3 separate regions of the Mus musculus genome follow, and all the other regions are linked to region 2. The links are chromatin contacts, found by Hi-C or POLR2A ChIA-PET in ENCODE. All regions are on one chromosome and are shown on one strand. Each heading gives the region's core, a stretch centred on a gene start or an enhancer-like site at or near the end of the contact. The rest is flanking DNA. Distances are from core to core; before and after follow the strand shown. Region 1 overlaps Piezo1 (piezo-type mechanosensitive ion channel component 1). Region 2 holds the start of Aprt (adenine phosphoribosyl transferase). Region 3 holds the start of Galns (galactosamine (N-acetyl)-6-sulfate sulfatase).

What was found. Hi-C counts contacts between places; a loop is a spot of excess contacts on that map. ChIA-PET counts read pairs that join two places held with the same protein, here RNA polymerase II (POLR2A).
Region 1: POLR2A ChIA-PET joins it to region 2 with 25 read pairs in embryonic stem cell. The contact joins the enhancer-like site here to the promoter of Aprt in region 2. POLR2A ChIA-PET finds 5 or more read pairs at or near these places in 4 of 5 experiments (Patski and embryonic stem cell).
Region 3: a loop to region 2 is called in a map of left cerebral cortex, with 4 times the contacts of the local background. The contact joins the promoter of Galns here to the promoter of Aprt in region 2. A Hi-C loop is called at or near these places in 8 of 37 maps with a recorded cell type or tissue (T-helper 2 cell, adrenal gland, heart and 2 more). POLR2A ChIA-PET finds 5 or more read pairs at or near these places in 4 of 5 experiments (Patski and embryonic stem cell).

What each region holds. Positions count from the first base shown.
Region 1 is chr8:122,521,724-122,525,399 of GRCm38, reverse strand. All of the region lies in intron 1 of Piezo1 (piezo-type mechanosensitive ion channel component 1), which reads left to right. Among named protein-coding and RNA genes, the nearest start is that of Gm26497, 2.9 kb to the right of the region's middle. Within about 2 kb of position 1,304, at least 1 of the 3 ENCODE cell types and tissues checked has a DNase peak (open chromatin) inside an H3K27ac peak, as active enhancers do.
Region 2 is chr8:122,575,242-122,578,959 of GRCm38, reverse strand. Aprt (adenine phosphoribosyl transferase) reads left to right here and starts at 2,053. Exons shown (of 5, transcript NM_009698.2): 1 at 2,053-2,207; 2 at 2,339-2,445; 3 at 3,425-3,558. The coding sequence starts at 2,128. It overlaps Galns (galactosamine (N-acetyl)-6-sulfate sulfatase), which reads left to right. Exons shown (of 14, transcript NM_016722.4): 14 at 1-723.
Region 3 is chr8:122,609,833-122,613,833 of GRCm38, reverse strand. Galns (galactosamine (N-acetyl)-6-sulfate sulfatase) reads left to right here and starts at 2,347. Exons shown (of 14, transcript NM_016722.4): 1 at 2,347-2,606. The coding sequence starts at 2,496. Trappc2l (trafficking protein particle complex 2-like) reads right to left here and starts at 2,208. Exons shown (of 5, transcript NM_021502.2): 1 at 2,141-2,208; 2 at 596-768. The coding sequence starts at 2,173.

The DNA.
Region 1 (3,676 bases), core at 55-2,554, 53 kb after region 2:
TCCAAGTGGTCTGTGAGGAGGGTGTCACCTTCAGGAGGGACAGTTCTGCGGGCCAACTCCCTCCCAAATGGGATAGGGACTATTTTCTGCACCCATGTACTTCCCAGGGCCCTGCCCATGTGCTACCCGGCCTGTTTACCTGTGACAGCCAGTAGAGATGGCTGCAGATAGGTCTGGCTTCCTCCCTCCAGGGAGGAGTGGGTGGGGATGGCTGATACGGAATGGGGCCCACCCTGTACCCTGAGTTCTCTCCTCTTTTGTTGATAGTTGTCGCCTGTGGGTAGGTCAGCTTTGGGTGGCTTCAGTCTCATACCTCCAAGCGACTCGCATAGAGTACAGACTGTGCCTCTGTGTGATAGGCATTGTGGGTTGTTTAGGGGGGGAGACTGTGAGCAGGGTCCCCAGTTAGTTAGCTGACTGACTAACTGGGACCAACGCAGCATCTGCTGGGAAGAGGACCTGTCACGGTCGGATTGAGTTTCTCCTCGTGTCTTCTCTGTCTCTGGTCTCTGGGCTGTCCTGAGAAGTTTGGGGTGGGAGGCAAGCATCCCTCTGCCAGCTTGTCTCTGGTGCCAGCAGTAGCTGTATCATCCATCCTTGATCTCTTTGCCTGATGCAGCCCTGGTTGAGAGCCAGGGCTCAGCACCAAGCCATTTCCTGCTGGTCTTCTGGGCATTCACTGCCTTCAGCACCTCTGACCTGCTCTGCTAGGAGTGGATACTGTGGAGTTGCTCCAAGTTAGGGAGAAGCCGAGAGCCGAGGAACCACAGTGCCTTGCGGGCCATGTCCAGCTCGCTGGGCAGTGGGCATCCCTCCCTCCCACCTCCTCCGGGCGTCCATATTCAGCCTTACCTCCTGTTTGTTACCTGTATAACCTACCTCATCTCAGCCTGTCCCCTCTTGCTCTGCGACTTCCTCAAAGTATGACAAGGTCACTGTGGGCTGAGGGAAACATAAAAGTTGACTAGCTGTTCAGATGGGAGTATGTGACTATGTGTCCATGGGTTCTCTTACTGGTATTATGGCTACCAGGCCACCCTCGGTGTTGAGAGAGAGAGCCAGAATGACTCGACCCACCCCATGCAGGTCAGCTGAGCCGTGAAACCACGGTTCCCAGACGCGTCGCACTAATTAAACCCCCAACACTATGGTAATTAAATGCTCCAAGTGCTCCCAGAGCCCAGGCAGTTTGGCCGGGCTCCAAGTAGGTAAAATGAAGTCCCTGTGCCTCTCCCAACCCCGGCTGCTTCAGGCTGAGGCAGCTCCCGACTCGACCCCTCTCCTCGATCAGCCAGGACTGGTCCACACGCCCTCCTGACTGCTCTTGTCTGTCTCCCACAAGGGGCATCACTTTCTTCTCTAACAGAAGGAAACAGATCCGATTAGAGCTCTGTATCCACAATGTGCTTTGAAACTGTCCCTGCGCTTCACGTCGGCTTTGGAGCCTGAAGAGGTGGGCGTCCGTCAGCTAGGCATCCTCAACCCCCTTGCCTTTCCTGTCTCCAGCAGATCAGGAATAACTCGGAGAAGGGGCCAGCCAGATTGGATGTATCTGAACAGACGGTGGCTAGCGCTGAAATTACCATGACTTCGCATGGCTGCCAGGCTCAGTGTCTCCCTGGGGCTGTAGAAGTGACAAGTGAGGACAGCTTCAAAGGAGCAAAATGCACCTTAGGCTTGACTGACCCTCTTTCCTGCTGGCTGCACCTGGGCCTGATCAAAGGTGCTAAGATATCCAGCCACACTGCCCAGGCTAACCCAGTCTAGGAGCCTTAGTCCCAAGCTTTAGGAACAAGTCCGGGCAGCTGGCTTCCTCATGTGCCCTCAGCTGACTGTACCAACCCTCCTCTTCCAGGAAGGGGGATTGGCCAGAGCCTTCTGGGCCTGGTTTGGCTTAAGTTTTTGCTTTCAGCCTTCCTGGGGGGTGGCAGGTGTGGCCACTAGGCTTCATTGACTCCGGACTCCCAGCGCGCAGCTTCTAGCTGCTGCTGGAATTCTCCTCCTTCCTCTTCCTCCTCTGCCTGGCCCCACCCACTGGCCGAAATCTCACCCAGAAGTGTTTATAGTTGCAGCCCAGGCCAAATAAGGCAGGCAGGAGACCCGGAATCCCAACGGGTGGCAGGGAGCAGCTAGGGTGTGGGTCAGGACCCCACCCCCCAGTCCTGCAGCTGTCCTGCTCAGCAGCAGTTATCTGGTCCCCTCCTTTGTACTTCATGCAGCCATCTGGGGATGGCAGAGGGCAGGATCTAGCAGGGCGCTTCCCTAGAGCTGAAGATCCGGGTTTAGTGTGGTTGATATACTTAGGTATTTTGTGGTCGTTGATCCTAGAATTTCATACATGTTAGGCAAGTGGTCTATCACAGAGGCACTAGGTCACACCTCCTGTCAGGTCTTGTGTGACCTCCGCTGTCCTTGAATTCCCTAGGCAGCTGAGGGTGACCTCACCTGATTCTCCGCCCACCAGCTCCTCCGGCCTTGGCCTCCCAAGTGCTTCCAGGGTAAGCGTGCACTGCCACACCTGGCCTCTAGCCATTTTTATTTTTTATTTTGAGACAACAAGGTCTTGCTGAGTATCCCAGGCCAGGCTGGAACTTGGGATCCTCCTGCCTCAGCATCCTGTGTAGCTGAGATCCCAGGCCTGAGGCACCAGGCCCAACTAGGTGTCTAATCTGGTAACCTCTGTATGCTCTGGGAGGAAGATAGCTTGTGGCCCTCCCTGCCCTTCACTTCTGTGATTGTGGTAATGTGTGGCAGCATTCTTCTTATGAGAAAGGAGATGTCAAGTTTAAACTCTTTGTTGTTTTGTTTTGAGTTTTGAGACAGGGTTTCTCTGTGTAGCCCTGGCTGTCCTGGAACTCACTCTGTAGACCAGGCTGGGCTCAAGCTCAGAAATCTGCTTGCCTCTGCCTCCCGAGTGCTGGGATTAAAGGCGTACGCCACCACAGCCCTCCTTAGCTATGGTTTTTATTGCTGCCACAAAACACCATGGCCATAAAGCAAGCTGGGGAGGAAAGGGTTTATTCAGCTTTCACTGGAGAAGCTCCAAGCAGGACAGGAACCTGGAGCAGGACCTGATGCAGAGGCCATGGAGGGTGCTGCTTACTGGCTTGCTCCCCATGGCTTGCTCAGCCTGCTTTTTTATAGAACCCAGGACCACCAGCCCAGGGATGGCCTCACTCACAATGGGCTGGGCCCTCCTCCATCAATCAATGATTTAGAAAATCCCCTGCAACTATATCTCATGGAGATATTTCTTCAACTGAGGCTCCTTCTGCTCTGATGACTCTTGTGTCAAGTTGACACACCAAACAAGCCATTTCAGAGAGGTATTCGTAAGATGACTCTGGGCCCCCTCATACAGAGATCATGTGGACCCTCAGAGCCTTCCTATCTCTTTACAAAGATCAGATATATGGGCAGGTTCTTGGTTATGTTTGTTTATTTTCAATAAAAGTTCTTATTGGGCTGAAGACATGGCTCAGTAGTTAAGAGCACTGACTGCTCTTCTGAAGGTCCTGAGTTCAAATCCCAGCAACTACATGGTGGTTCACAACCACCCATAATGAGTTCTGATATCCTCTTCTGGTACATCTGAAGTTAGCTACAGTGTACTTATGTATAATAATAAATAAATCTTTGGGCCGGAGCAAGCAAGCAGGGATTGAGTGAATAAAGT
Region 2 (3,718 bases), core at 804-3,303:
GGAGCCCTGACCCTGTAGTCCGCTCTCGAGCACCACAGCCCATCTTGCCAACTGGCTCCTGAAAAGGAAGCCGGGGCCTTGATCACCGTAGGTACGTCAACCCAGGGTCTGAAGCACTGTCACTGTCCCTGCATACATTTCAACCTAGGTGCCGTACACAAAAGTGAAGATTTCAGCGAAATGCCAAGGAAGTGCCATCTATCTGGCTTCTCCCCCAGGCCAACCCTCTGAGCCACCCTACCTCTTTCGCACTGGCTACAAACAAAAGACAAAGACAGCACCTTTTCCAGTCAAGGTGGCATCTGCACTGCCCCATGGAGATGGGAAGATGACAGCCTAAGTTTCTGGCCCTGGCTCAGGGCAGTATGGGGCCACTTCTGTAACCTGCCACCTCTCATATGCTCCACATAATCTCCAAGACCCTTTCTCTGAAGGCTCATGGACAAGTTTTCACATCTGTGCAGTAACTGCAGAGCCAAGGTTGAGCTGTAACGGTTGGGAAATGATGGTGAAGAGACTGAGAGGAAGAATAAAGGAACAGGAGGGGGTTAGCTCTGGTAGCCCCAAGTCTATTTTTGGGTTGGTTTGAGACAGGGTTTCTCAGTGAGGTGCTGGCTCTCCTAGAACTCACTCTGTAGGACAGGCTGGCCTTGAACTCAGAGATCTGCCTGCCTCTCTTGGGAGTGCTGGGATTAAAGGCGTGCGCCATCATGAGACCACCTATCCTGGTCTTTTGTTTGTTTGTTTGTTTTTATTTTTTTCAAGGCAGGGTTTCTCTGTGTAGTCCTGGCTGTCCTGGAACTTACTTTGTAGACCAGGCTGGCCTTGAACTCAGAGATCCACCTGCCTCTGCCTCCCAAGTGCTGGGATTAAAGGCGTGCGCCACCACCGCCCGGCATATCCTGGTCTTTAAAATCGAGATTATGATGGGAGACTGTGTGTTAGATCTCCACGTACCTGTTGCATGAGCTTTCCCTGGGGATTCAGAAACAGATGCCCCAGATACGATTCCAGTGAGAGCCTAAAGTAACCATCGTGTCCAATGAGTTCACTGCCTACAAGAACATGAATGACCCCCAGAGCAGCTGCATCAACCAAACGGAAAAGTCTCGGCCCAGCATAGATGACAAGTTCCTAATAGATTCATAACGGAGCTTCCCTTTAGTTAACCTTCCTCCATGTGAGTGTGTGTGTGTGTGTGTGTGTGTGTGTGTGTGTATTCTAGTGCCTCCAGAGACCACATCAAATGGAAGAATGCAGCTCACGGGCTCACAGGAAGGTCCAAGAAGGAATGTTTAGAATCCATTGGACCCTCCCCACACCCTCTCCTTTGATGGAGCATGGGCCAATTTGGAGGATATCTTTTGAGTAATTGCAACTGCACTGAAGATGATAATGGCCATTATACTCAGAGGACAGTCTTCCACACCACTACCTATAGACCCAGGTACTGTGCTGGGAAGGTAGAACCCCAGTTCTGTCTCTGGCTATCAGGACCTTCTGGTCCCCACCCCAAAACGAGGAGGGCACATTCTGTTGCAATGCACAGGAGTGTCTGTGGTCTCAGAGAAGGCATTCCTTACCCGCCCTGCTACCCTGCTTTCCCCTGCGCTCTAGCCCACACACAGTGCACTCCCACCTCTGGACCTAAGACTATCCATCAGCTCCCTTCCGGGCTAATTCCAGGAAAGCAGGGGCTGAATCTCAGGCCCCTTGTACTATGCGCGAGGGAAGGAACGCAAGGCCAAACCACTCCAGCGGACCTGGGCAAGACCCGTCCCTGCTCCCCCAGGTCCAGAAGACTAGCCCCTGGAAAAGCAGGACTGAAAAAGCGTGTGTGGGGCAAAACCAAAAAAGGATGGACATCGCACATCCCCTTTCCACCCATATATCTTTGAGGTAGGGATGCTTGTGTTTAGGCAGCTCAAGAAATCTAACCCCTGACTCAGGCCCCACACACACCTCGCAGAGGCCCCGCCTCTCAGCCTGTCCCGCCCCTCGTGCTAGACCAACCCGCACCCAGAAGCCCCGCCCATCGAGGACGCTCCGCCCTTGTTCCCCCCGGGATTGACGTGAGTTTAGCGTGCTGATACCTACCTCCTCCCTGCCTCCTACACGCACGCGGCCATGTCGGAACCTGAGTTGAAACTGGTGGCGCGGCGCATCCGCAGCTTCCCCGACTTCCCAATCCCGGGCGTGCTGTTCAGGTGCGGTCACGAGCCGGCGAGGCGTTGGCGCTGTACGCTCATCCCCCGGCGCAGGCGCGTAGGCAGCCTCGGGGATCTTGCGGGGCCTCTGCCCGGCCACACGCGGGTCACTCTCCTGTCCTTGTTCCCAGGGATATCTCGCCCCTCTTGAAAGACCCGGACTCCTTCCGAGCTTCCATCCGCCTCTTGGCCAGTCACCTGAAGTCCACGCACAGCGGCAAGATCGACTACATCGCAGGCGAGTGGCCTTGCTAGGCCGTGCTCGTCCCCCACGGTCCTAGCCCCTATCCCCTTTCCCCCTCGTGTCACCCACAGTCTGCCCCACACCCATCCATTCTTTCTTCAACCTCTGACACTTCCTCCTTGGTTCCTCACTGCCTTGGACGCTTGTTCACCCTGGATGAACTATGTAGGAGTCTCCCTTCCCTGCTAGGTACCCTAAGGCATCTGCCCTCGGTGCTTGTTCCTAGAGACGAACTCTGCTCTGTCCTTGTGTCCAGAACCAGGCCTCCCTCTTTTAGGGCACAAAGCTGGCCAGCATCCTGACAGCAGGCTGGGAGACCCTGGAACCTCCAGATGACGGACATCCTTGCTTAGGGGTAGCCTCTGGGATGAACTAGATACTAAAAATTAGGTAACCTTGGTTGGGCGTGGCGTGCCTGGGCAGACCTCAAGCCTGGTAGCTTCAGGGGCTGTTTCTCCCCAGGACTACACCGGGGCATCTTTCTCTTGTTCCCTCACACAAGCTTGTGTTAAACAACTGCTGTCTACCTGGCTCCATGCCTGAGCTTCAGAAACACCCTAGGACAGCTGAATGTCCACCAGGAGTGTCCAGAGGGAGGGTGGGCACCCCAGAGAACAGAGTGGCCCTGGTAAGTGCTCAGGGACCACAGACTTTTGCCCACTTCACTTCCTATTGGTACCCCTGGCCATGCTCCAGAAATTAGGGCATGTATGTATCCTTCCCACGACAGCTAGATGCTGCATTTGAAAGGTGGCAAGAGCCACCATAGGTGGCCCTGAGCTGTTCAGAAGGCAGGTAGGATCCCCAAGGCTGAGATGATGAGTTGATGGCTACCCAGTAGCCATCAACGTTCTTCTAGCCGTAGTCAGCAAGACCTAGTGTTCCTAGCAAGTGTTGACCTCGCCCATACTTGGCCTCTAGATTCCCATGCCCCTCAGCTCCATCCCACAACCTTCCCTCCTTACCCTAACAGGTCTAGACTCCAGGGGCTTCCTGTTTGGCCCTTCCCTAGCTCAGGAGCTGGGCGTGGGCTGTGTGCTCATCCGGAAACAGGGGAAGCTGCCGGGCCCCACTGTGTCAGCCTCCTATTCTCTGGAGTATGGGAAGGTAAGCGAGCTGTGTGTAGAGGAAGGGCAGGGTCTTATCACGGCTACCAGTGTCTAGGAGTAAATGTGGGTGCTCAGAGAGGTTGAGACATTGGGTCAGGTTTACACCACCCAGAAACGCTCGAGGCTAGGGAGGTGGCCACTTGTTCGCGCCTAGACTC
Region 3 (4,001 bases), core at 1,098-3,597, 35 kb before region 2:
GACCTTTGTGAACACTCATTTCAGAGAAGCCTAATACCTGGAGTCAGAGGAAGTGCCAGGCTTGGGTGGCTTGGCAGGAACCATGCAGGTGTGCACCTGAACTGGGGAACAGCCCAGCCTCCTTTTGAACTGATCCTGGGCTTGGGATGTTAACTTTTGCCATCAGTGTTAACACAGTGACTGCAACACCAGTGTCACTGTGGATAGGCTACAATTAATCCCCATGTGAATGTCCTTGGATTCTATGGTCTTAATCATTTGTCCAAAAGGAATGGCCAAGAATTTACAGCGTCACACGAGACTGAGCCTAACAACAGTATCATGAAACAATCGCCCTTGATTCAAAGTTGGTGGCCTCTAGTGAGCCCAGAGAAGCCCAGATTCCCACTATGTCAACTTGCATCCTCCTGGATGCTCAGACTTGCTTTTCCAGGGACTCTTCCAATTAAAGGGAGACAATGTCCAGAGGCTTCCATTAGCTTCGGGCCACCTGCCTGCCTGACCAGCTGAAACCCCTGACACGTTTTCTTTGCCAGCGTTTCCTCCCAGATCCTGCTCCGTGAGTGCAGGATGGGTGCTGAGCAGTGGTGGATACACCTTGTAGTCCTCGGTGGGGTAGAGCAGGCCCAGGTACAGCTCCCTCTGGTCCACCAGTGCTTTCCCCATGGCAGAGATCTTCTCGTCTACCACATCCAGAGACGTGTGCACCATGTAGTGGAACTTGAGCTCACTCTCTGTCGGAGTGCTTCGGATGTACAGAGGGTAATTCTGCAGGAAGAGATGGCAGCCCACCCAGTGAGTTCGGGCTCTAAGGGCAAAGTCAAAGCACTCGTGTGCTCTCAGCCTGACAATGACTCTCTACTGCTTAATGCACTGTGGCATGCTGCCTTCAGCGACATAACTGAACCTAAGGAAGACTGTCTGCAGAGAGTGGACTATAAAGATAAAACTGGGTGGTGTGGCACTTGCCTGACATGCACAGGGCACTAAGTCCAATTCCCAGTGCCAAAAAGAAAAGCAATATGGGACCAGAGATGTAACTCCGTAGTGGAGTGCTTGAGTCGCAGCATTAAGCCCTAGTTCTCTCACCTGTACCAGAAAGGAGGAGGAAGGGAGGGTGGAAGCAGTAGAGACAAATGCACAGGGGCAGGAAGTGAGCAGAAATGACTCCGGAATGCCAACCTGAGCACAGCCTAACAACATACCCTGACACTTCTCTTCCTAGGATCACCTCTGCCTCAACCACCAGCACACTCTGTAGTGTCATCCTAACAGCAGGGGCACTAGCTATTTCTTAACGTGCCACACTAGGGTAGTGGTCTGTTCTCAGTGCTTCGAGACATTGAATGAGTCTCCAAATCAGGACCCTTCAGCATAGATACTGGACTTCCTCCTCCTGAGTTTATCAAAGCAGCAGCTGCCTATGACATGAGTTTTGGTTTTGGTGGCCTCCTGGGGGTATAACTCCCTCTTTCATACTGACAGCTTCACAGCAGTCTAATCCCTAATGGCAGATCTCAGAAAAAGCCTAATAGGGATACAGGCTTCATGCAACAGGATATTGTGGCCCTCTGGAGCTGTCTTAGCATCCATAAACAGCTTTCCGGAAAGAAATGAATATATATGTTGGCCAGCAAGATGACAGTTGGGAATAGAGGGTACAAAGGGGAGAGGGATGCTGTCTAGAGGTTTGCAGGCCTTCACGGTGGAGTAGAAGGGTGCAAAAGACATGAAGGGGACTATCCTAAGGCAAAGAAAAGCACTTGGATTCTAGGCTGACTTGAGCCGCGCCAGGCTTATATTTAAATAGCGCCGGCTGGGCAGCCAGGGGACGGTCCGGAAGGCGGGGCAGAAAGACCGGACGCGGAAGGCAGCTGAGGCCGTGAAAAGAACGCGTAGAGCGACGGGTGGCAGGCTGCAGCGACCAGCTAAGCTTCCCGGGGGATCTCAAAACCCGGAGGCGGAGGCCTGCAAACTGGCGGCGGACGGCTGTCAGCTGTCAGCGAAAGCGAGCCGGAAGGATCCTGATCATAGGGCTTGGCTGAGGCTTGGAGCTCAGAGTTGAAAAGATCAAGACCATGGCTGGAAGGAGGCCCGCCGCCCGCCGCCCGCCGCCCGCCGCCCGCAGCCTCTCACGCACCTCCTTGGCGATCACCGCGATGCACACCGCCATATTGGCAGGCTGTGCGCCACATCATGTGACCCGATGTGGAGGCAGGCCCCGCCCATTCTCCTCCCACCGAGGCTCAGAGCCCGCCTCTCTCTACCATGGCTCCGCCCAGACTCTCAGGTCCGGCCTTGGTCCCGCCCCTTTCCCGTAAGGCCCAGCCCACTCCCTTGTCACTCAGACAGCCTAGGCCCCACCTCTCCCTCTTCTTTTCTCCGTGGCCCTGCCCCTCCTCTCATTCTGCCGCCAGGGCCCGCCCTACAGTCCAAAAGGAACCGCGGCAGGCTTGGGACTGGGTCTTGACTCCTCAGCGGGAGCTTGGTTTGCTATGGCGGCCTGTACCGCAGCCCAGCAGCTGCTGCTGGTACTGAGTGCCCTAGGACTCTTGGCCGCAGGTGCTCCGCAGCCCCCCAACATCGTGCTACTGCTCATGGACGATGTAAGTGGGGCCACGCGGCGGGGGGACACGGAAGACACAGGGCAGCCACACGGCGGATGAGCAGTGACCCGAGGGAGGCCCAGAGCCCGGTGTCACATCTTTCACTGTTTCCGCAGTGGGGGTAGGTGTTCAGGGAGGCCCTTTTCTTCCTACTTCCCCTCCCGAGAGCGGGCTGACATTCTCCTCCCCTCAACAGGTGGCCCTGCCTTGGTGCCCACCTCCAGCCTGACCTCTGGGGGAACTCTGACCACAAAGTCAGGCATAGAATGTCACCTGCGAGTGCAGCCTGTGGTCATTTATGAATTCTGCCCTGGGGCATATCTCCCTCAGTGTCCCTGTCTGAGAAATCTGTCGCCCTGAAGTGACATGAAAGCTTAGAAATCAGTCATGTAGAACACTAAGTCAGATGGAACTATCCAAACAGAACTAGATGGACTGTGCCTTCCTCGCAGTCTCAGCCTGCCAGCCCCACCTCCACCCCCACCCCCCCACCCCCAGACACACACTGTGGAGTGACATCTGTTGGCTATTGTTAGAATCAGAGTCACATCCAGTTCAGGATGATTTGAAACAAATCAGAGGCTAATACCGGCCGAGGCTAATTAATAGCCAAACCAGCCCTCTGCAGGGCCTTCAGACCTGTGCTGATCCACACTTACCTCCTCAAAAAGGGGAGAGGGATGCTGTCTAGCGATCTGTGGGCCCATCAGAATGGAGAGGTGCTATATATGTAAAATAAGTTGAATTTTAGAGACTTTTAAAAAAAGATTTATTTATTATTATAGATAAGTACACTGTCGCTGTCTTCAGACACACCAGAAGAGGGTGTCAGATCTCATTATGAGTGGATGTGAGCCACCATGTGGTTGTTGGGATTTGAACTCGTCAGTGCTCTTACCTTCTGAGCCATCTCGCCATTCCAATTTTAGAGACTTAATAGGAGAAAAAGAAAGTAAACATCCCACTTGATAAACATTAGCTTAGTAGTTTTTTATTACTAAGAAAAATACAGATCTAAAAAGTCCTGTACATAAGTCCCACCACCCAGAAGCCACTGCAGGAAACCCCTTCCAGCTTCCCGTTCTTTGTGGATGCTGACTGTTCACACAATGGATGTCTGGCTTCTCTGGCTCCTGTCCTGGTCACTAATAGCAGACTTTGCACAGTAATGAGCAGTACTGAAGATCTATATATAGAGAGAGATTTCATACATATATAGTGCCTTTCAGTATTAAGTCGTTTTAGGGCCAAATCGCACTGGCTCGGTTTGTTTGTTTCCACTGGTTTGATCCAGAAGTACTGACTACAGGCTCGTCTGTCAGTTTTCTGCTCTTTTCCAAATGACAGCCTGTGAGGAGAGGTCTTCTCTGACACTCCCTTGAGACTCCTGAAGAA